Regions from separate parts of the Homo sapiens genome. Here region 2 is linked to region 1. A link is a loop called in an ENCODE intact Hi-C map of the cell type or tissue named here. Cell type or tissue: mammary epithelial cell. All regions are shown on one strand. Links, peaks and the distances in the headings refer to the core of each region. The heading gives the core; the rest is flanking DNA.

Region 1 (2,914 bases), core at 180-2,679:
CAATAATCTGTTTCAGTTTAGCCAGAGAATAAACCCCTTAGGCTATCGAGATGCTTCTGGAAGCAGCATAATGTGCAGCTGAATGTGCAGGCGGGGCACGAGGACGCAGAATTTCAGGAAACCCCTCCTTGTTCAGCCCTTGCCCCACTCCAAACCCCAAAACCTTTGAGGCCTCCCCCTCCCCAATCCTGTGTGCAATATTTGCTGTTTTTCCATTTACTCCCTGACTTCAGATTGTTGAGCTTGAGTTCATGGACATTTCATAGTAACCCTGAAATATTATAAGTCTCTGAAATAGTGTATTTCTCTTCCTTTCTCTTCTCGCTCCTTCTCTTCCTCCTCTCTCTGTCTCTGCTATGAAATTAACTAGTTTCTTATTACAAACCAAAAAGTATCTCAGACAGGTCTCAATCGATTGAGGAGGTGCACCCAGGACACAGGTCTGTGCCTTCCTCCAAAGATGATTTTGAGGGTTTGGGGATTTAAAGGAGAAAGGGCAGATATTGGGGAAAGAGAAAGAGAATTTTAAATTTCAGTGAATCTTTATTTTTACATAAGATAAAATAAACATAGGGCAGAGGAAGCAAATCAGATGTGCATTTGTCTCAGATGGGCAGAGGAATGACTGAGTTCTGTCCTTCGTCCCGCACCTGTGAAGATAAGCTATCAATTTATCTCGTCAGGGTGAAATGCAACAGAACTATTTTAGGGTAAAGATCTTGGGGCCCGCAAGGAATTTCCTAGTGGGCAAATTGTGAGGGAGCTATGTAGTTTTTTTTTTTTTTTTTTTTTGGTTAATCTTTGTAGCTATCTTATTTTGGAATAAAATGGGAGGCAAGCTTGCCTGATATAGTTCCCAGCTTGACTTTTCCCTTGGGCTTAGTGATTTTGGGGTCCCACGATTTATTTTCCCCTCACATAATTGATGACATTTTAGTCCTTATTCCTTTACTTTTACTATTTTTAAAATTGCTTATAAAATCCCAATATTTGTGTATTTTTTAATCAATTCTTAGATAAGTTACTGCTTACTATAAATTCGTGTACATTTTACAATATTCCATATTTTAACAAATTACCCTCAAAGACATATCAAATTATTAAGTTTCATTTCTGGAAAGTATGTATAAAAGTGTTGATTCTTCTCTTACACTTCCTGACATTAAGCGTTATTTTTTAATCAATTTTATATACAAGTCAATTTTATGCCATCATTCATACTTCTAAATACGTACTTTTAGAAAGCTACATATTCCTGAAAACAGAACACTTATTCTTTCCACACAAAATAGTCATTTGAAAACTTCTGCAGATATAGACAAGTAAGTCATAAAACATTTAAATGTGTTTACAGAGATCAAGACTAATTATTTTGTAGATTAAATCTTTGTGTGCGTGTGTGTGTTTAAGAAGATTGTGGGGATTAAATCATTGTGTATATGCACAGTGTTTAAGAAGTTAATGTGCTGGAATTAAGAGGCAAAGGCAAATAAAATTGTTTCTAAAAATTTGTGACCTATCTTTGTGTCAGAAACAGCTTATATTTAAATTTGTTGTTTCTATAAGTCCACTTAATTGTCTTGATTGTTTAAATACAGGTAGAGTAATAATGATCAAAATCTGGGAGCCCTCTGGTGGCCAAAATATCTTTAGCTACAGACATACATCTTTGGCTTATGTTCTAGGTTCTCAAGATCTAGTTATTTTAAACTTCTTGAAAGTATAGGCATTTAAAAATAATCAACAGATGAACAAAGTGAAATAAACAAGAAAAAAATGTAATTGCATTAGGAAAACAATGTAAATTTGAAAAGTGATAGCCAGGTTCAACTCAGTTCTTGTAAGTGTTTTTGGAAACTGGCAAAAATCAAATGCATGTATTTGTCCGGGAGAAGCCACAGTATCATTGGAACCTTGTCCACTCTCAGCAATGCAAAAGCCCTTTGAGGTGGTCCCATAGAAATTTATAACATGTTACCCTCAATGAAGTGAAGGCATTTAAATTGGAGGAAAAAAGAAAAGAGGTGTGTTAGCTGTCTTCAGAGGTCAGAAGGGATTCTTTGTCATAGGATCACATTCCTTACCTGGACAGTGCAGGGAGAAACGGAAGCTGAAAAAACAAAACAAAACAAACAAACAGTTTCAAGTCCATTTAAGAAATAAATTATTATTAAAAACTATTTTTAAAAATGGACTGCCTTGATAAGCAGTGAGTTGCCCATCACTGTGAGTACTCAAGCAGGGAGATGGAAACACACTTGTTAGAATTGCCATGGAGGGGACTCAGGCTCTCAAGCTTGGGTCTAAAGTACATGGTCTCTTCCAGTGCTGTAACCCTGGGGCTACGTGGATCAACAATCAACCATCAGGTAGGAACTGTTGATGGCCTCAGAGCCTGTCTCTTTAAATCAGAGTTTCAGGAATGAAAAGTGATATTGGCATGAGAGGTCTTGGGTCTAGACAGGAGTGAATGTCATTTGTCTCAAGTTCTAGGAGGGGTAGATGTATCCAGCTGCATGCCGCCTTACTTCTGAAGGGATAAAAGCAGAGATGGCTTCTGATCTCCAGCAACTCCTTAGTTGTTCATAAGCAATGAATTTAGAATCACAGATGGGACCACACATATGTCTGTGGGATGCTGGCGTTTCTTTCTGAACAACAGTTCCATTTTTATTGCACTCCTTGTGACCACATCTGCATGTTTCACAGTCTTTTTGAGATTTTTGCAGGCATGATTCCGTCACCCAAAACAGCAAGGATATGCTACTCTTATTTCTATGCCTTCAAAAACAAACAGATCTGCAGATTTGACAACCTTGCTGAAAATATTTTTTTTTTTTTTACCAAACGTGTTTATAATCAAACAAGTTGTCAGAACAAGGGGTCATTGTTGCTTTCTCAAGTATTTCAAGAG
Region 2 (2,914 bases), core at 211-2,710, 370 kb before region 1:
TTACCATTTCTCCTGGTTTTAACCCCAGAGCACATTCTAGTTTAAAATTATTGCTAAAAGAAGAGCCAGGCCTTCAGACAAACAGAATGATGAAGAATTAGATTTATTATATGTAATATAGTTTTGCTAGTATCCTGGCATCTCTGTTTTTACACACACACACACACACACACACACACACACACACACACATGCATGCATTCCTGACATCATCTTTTCCTGAGCTGTGGGATTTTCAGTTCTACTGCATCCGCTTTCATGGGGCCTGAGGGTCATGGAGATTAGAGACGGTGGGGTGCTGGGAGTAAGAAGGTGCTCATTAAAGAGAAGATGAGTATGCAGCACCTTTGAGCTTCATCCATTCACTTGATAGGAAATTACAGAGCACACGCTTGCTATTTTATTTAATTAGAAGCAGACCTTTGTAAATACAAATGCACCTTAAGGACTTCAAAGGTGATTTTTATTTAATTCACATAAATGTATGTAAGGAAGAAATGTTATCAGGTGAACAATTTCAGGGCTGCCTCCACTTCCCTTTCTCCCCCATCTTTATTAAACAGATTAAAAAGCTATCCATAATCTCAGGGTTCACCTAAATTCCGAGGCCTTTTAACTTAAGCTGCATGCCCCTCCAAGATGCCCTCTGTAGGAAAACAAAATGCCACGCAGACCTTCAATAAATGCCAGTGGATCGTTCTCCACTTTTTGACTCTCTCCTTTGTCATTTTGGTGTGACCACGGTTTGCTGCCTCGGGGGATCAGTGAGTCACGGGGGGCAGAACCAGCGCAATACAGCATTCTGGTAGGGGAACTAATTTTGACTAAAATATTTGCCAATTCTAATCCCCAATTCCTGGACCTCCGGGTAGCTGGCAAGGTATTTTATGTTAGATGTGTCTGGAGTAAGGTGCACGGAGTATTTCGACAAGAGACTCAATTCAATGCGTATTAAAACTTGATTGAGAGAGGGAGAGAGAGAGGTCATTTTATAAAGAAAGACCTGTGAACACTGTAGATTGGAAATTTATGTTTGCAAAATAAAAGGATGGGTTTATCAAGTGGATGCATTTACAAAATGTGGCATCCAGGTTTCGTAAAATTAGCTGAATTCTACGGGTAAGATTATGAATGTGGCTCATAAATAATTAATAGGTAGTGAAAAAGAATGTATTTTGCATTAGGCAGTGCATTCAATAGTATTTCGGAAATGAGCACTTCGATTTCCTCGGTTTCCATGCGTGGCCCACCTCTCCAGAGCAGGGCAGGCACCCAGGGGTGTGCCCACACAAACAAGCGCGTGTGGGCATTTTCTTGGCTGCTGCGCTGAAGTGCACGCTGGGCCTTGGTGCCCGCACCCTCAGCCTGGGAGATAGGGAGGTGGTGCTACCTGCAGGCCGATTGTGTCCCCGCCATAGGACACTAGTGGGCGGCAAACCTCACAAGACTCTTGCAGCCAGCCTTCAGCAGAGCCAGCAAACCCAGCCGCCACCGAGGGAGGACTGCTCCATGCAGATGGTCAGGGGCTTTCTTCTGAAGACGCCTCCCCCACGATCTCTCAAGTTCACTGCGCCCAAACTCCGGCGTCGTAGAGTTCGTCTAACAGGAACCGGGCAAAGGCAACCGCAGGTCAGGCGAGGTCCAGCAGCCTTTGTTTTCAACTGTACAGCGGAGGACCGTATTCACAGCAATATCTAGAAACCTAGAAGGTGCCCAGAAAGGAAACACAGGTGTTGCAGCGGGTAGCGGGCCCGCAGAAGGGTGCATTTGCACCCCCTTTCCAAAGCCGCGAGGGAACCCCGGCGTGGCGCGCGCCTCGGAGGTGGCAGCTCCGGGAGCAGCTCCGCGCCTGATTGGCTGACCTTCCAATGTCATTCCAGGAGCCGCCGCTTCTCCTGCTGATGGTGACAGGGGTGATGCTGACGTGCCCGCTCCTCCGCAGTCCATCAATCTCCGCAGGCAAGGCTCCGGGACCGGGAGCCCCCTTCCCTCTCCCCCAGGCCCACTGGAAAACACCTGTTCCCCTGGACTGGGGGGTTAACTCTTCAAGTTCCAAAGACCTGGGCACAAAAATGCTCATCTTATCTCTCCGCGCCCCTCCCCCCAACTATATTTATGTTCTTTTCTTCAATGTTGTGAAAATGCCAGAAAATTCAAAGTTGCATTTCCCTTGCCGAATCTATGGGTTAAGATAAGGCAGTGGGAATGGAAGATTCCAGCAGCCCCACGGAGTATCCACTATGTCGTTCTGAATTCAAAGGGTGGAGCACACGGATGTTTTCTGCAGGTGACGCAAGGTCTGTCAAGGTGGCAGGAGGGAAGCAGGGACAGGATTTTGGTTCAGAGGTCAGACAGCTTCTGACCAGGACGTTCAGAAGGGTTGGGTTTCACAAATCTGCTCCTGAAAATCAGTTCCCTCCATATTATCCTTTTTCTAAAAATCTTGGCTGTTTCCTTGATGGAGTCTGTGGTAATCGTTACGCCTGCATTTAGGTGATGCTGATTTGGCTAGTGACTGCCTCTCTCACTAGCTAGACAGGAGCCTCCATAGTCTGAAATGCGTGCGAAGCCTGAGCGTGTCCTTAGCACAGAGCAGAGCACATGGTATGGAGTAGTGGAAATAGATGATGTTCCTTACGGAGTGAAAGGAAAAAGTGATAGGCAGAGCCTTTCTCCCCTCCTTAACTCCTGTCCACCTTCCTCCCTCCCGTCCACCTCTCTCTTCTGCCTCTAGCTGATTGGCTCCCCCTCTTAGTTTGCTTTCCTGGACTTGCTCTCCTGGTCCCTATCTTGCATTCTGACTAAACCACTGGACTCTTTTGCTCTACCCACCTTTTTCTGTCGTAGTGACTCAATCACGGTAGAAATGTTTATTTTCCAGAAACGCCTGTGGCTTGGGGCATTTTCTTCTCTT

Evidence for each region. Peaks named below come from ENCODE experiments on the same cell type or tissue, not always from the same donor. Only the 100,000 strongest peaks of a DNase experiment are listed, where the experiment ranks them.
Region 2: a loop joins it to region 1, with 16 times the contacts of the local background. A loop is called at or near these places in 22 of 110 quality-filtered maps.

Annotation. Positions count from the first base shown.
Region 1 is chr21:40,465,809-40,468,722 of GRCh38, reverse strand. All of the region lies in intron 3 of DSCAM (DS cell adhesion molecule), which reads left to right. Among named protein-coding and RNA genes, the nearest start is that of DSCAM-AS1, 84 kb to the right of the region's middle. In mammary epithelial cell, for the core only: a CTCF peak has its summit at 1,643 (motif pointing left); no DNase peak of the experiment used is centred there.
Region 2 is chr21:40,840,647-40,843,560 of GRCh38, reverse strand. All of the region lies in intron 1 of DSCAM (DS cell adhesion molecule), which reads left to right. Among named protein-coding and RNA genes, the nearest start is that of DSCAM, 5.1 kb to the left of the region's middle. In mammary epithelial cell, for the core only: a CTCF peak has its summit at 1,417 (motif pointing left); no DNase peak of the experiment used is centred there; H3K4me3 peaks cover 1,319 bases; H3K27ac peaks cover 1,444 bases.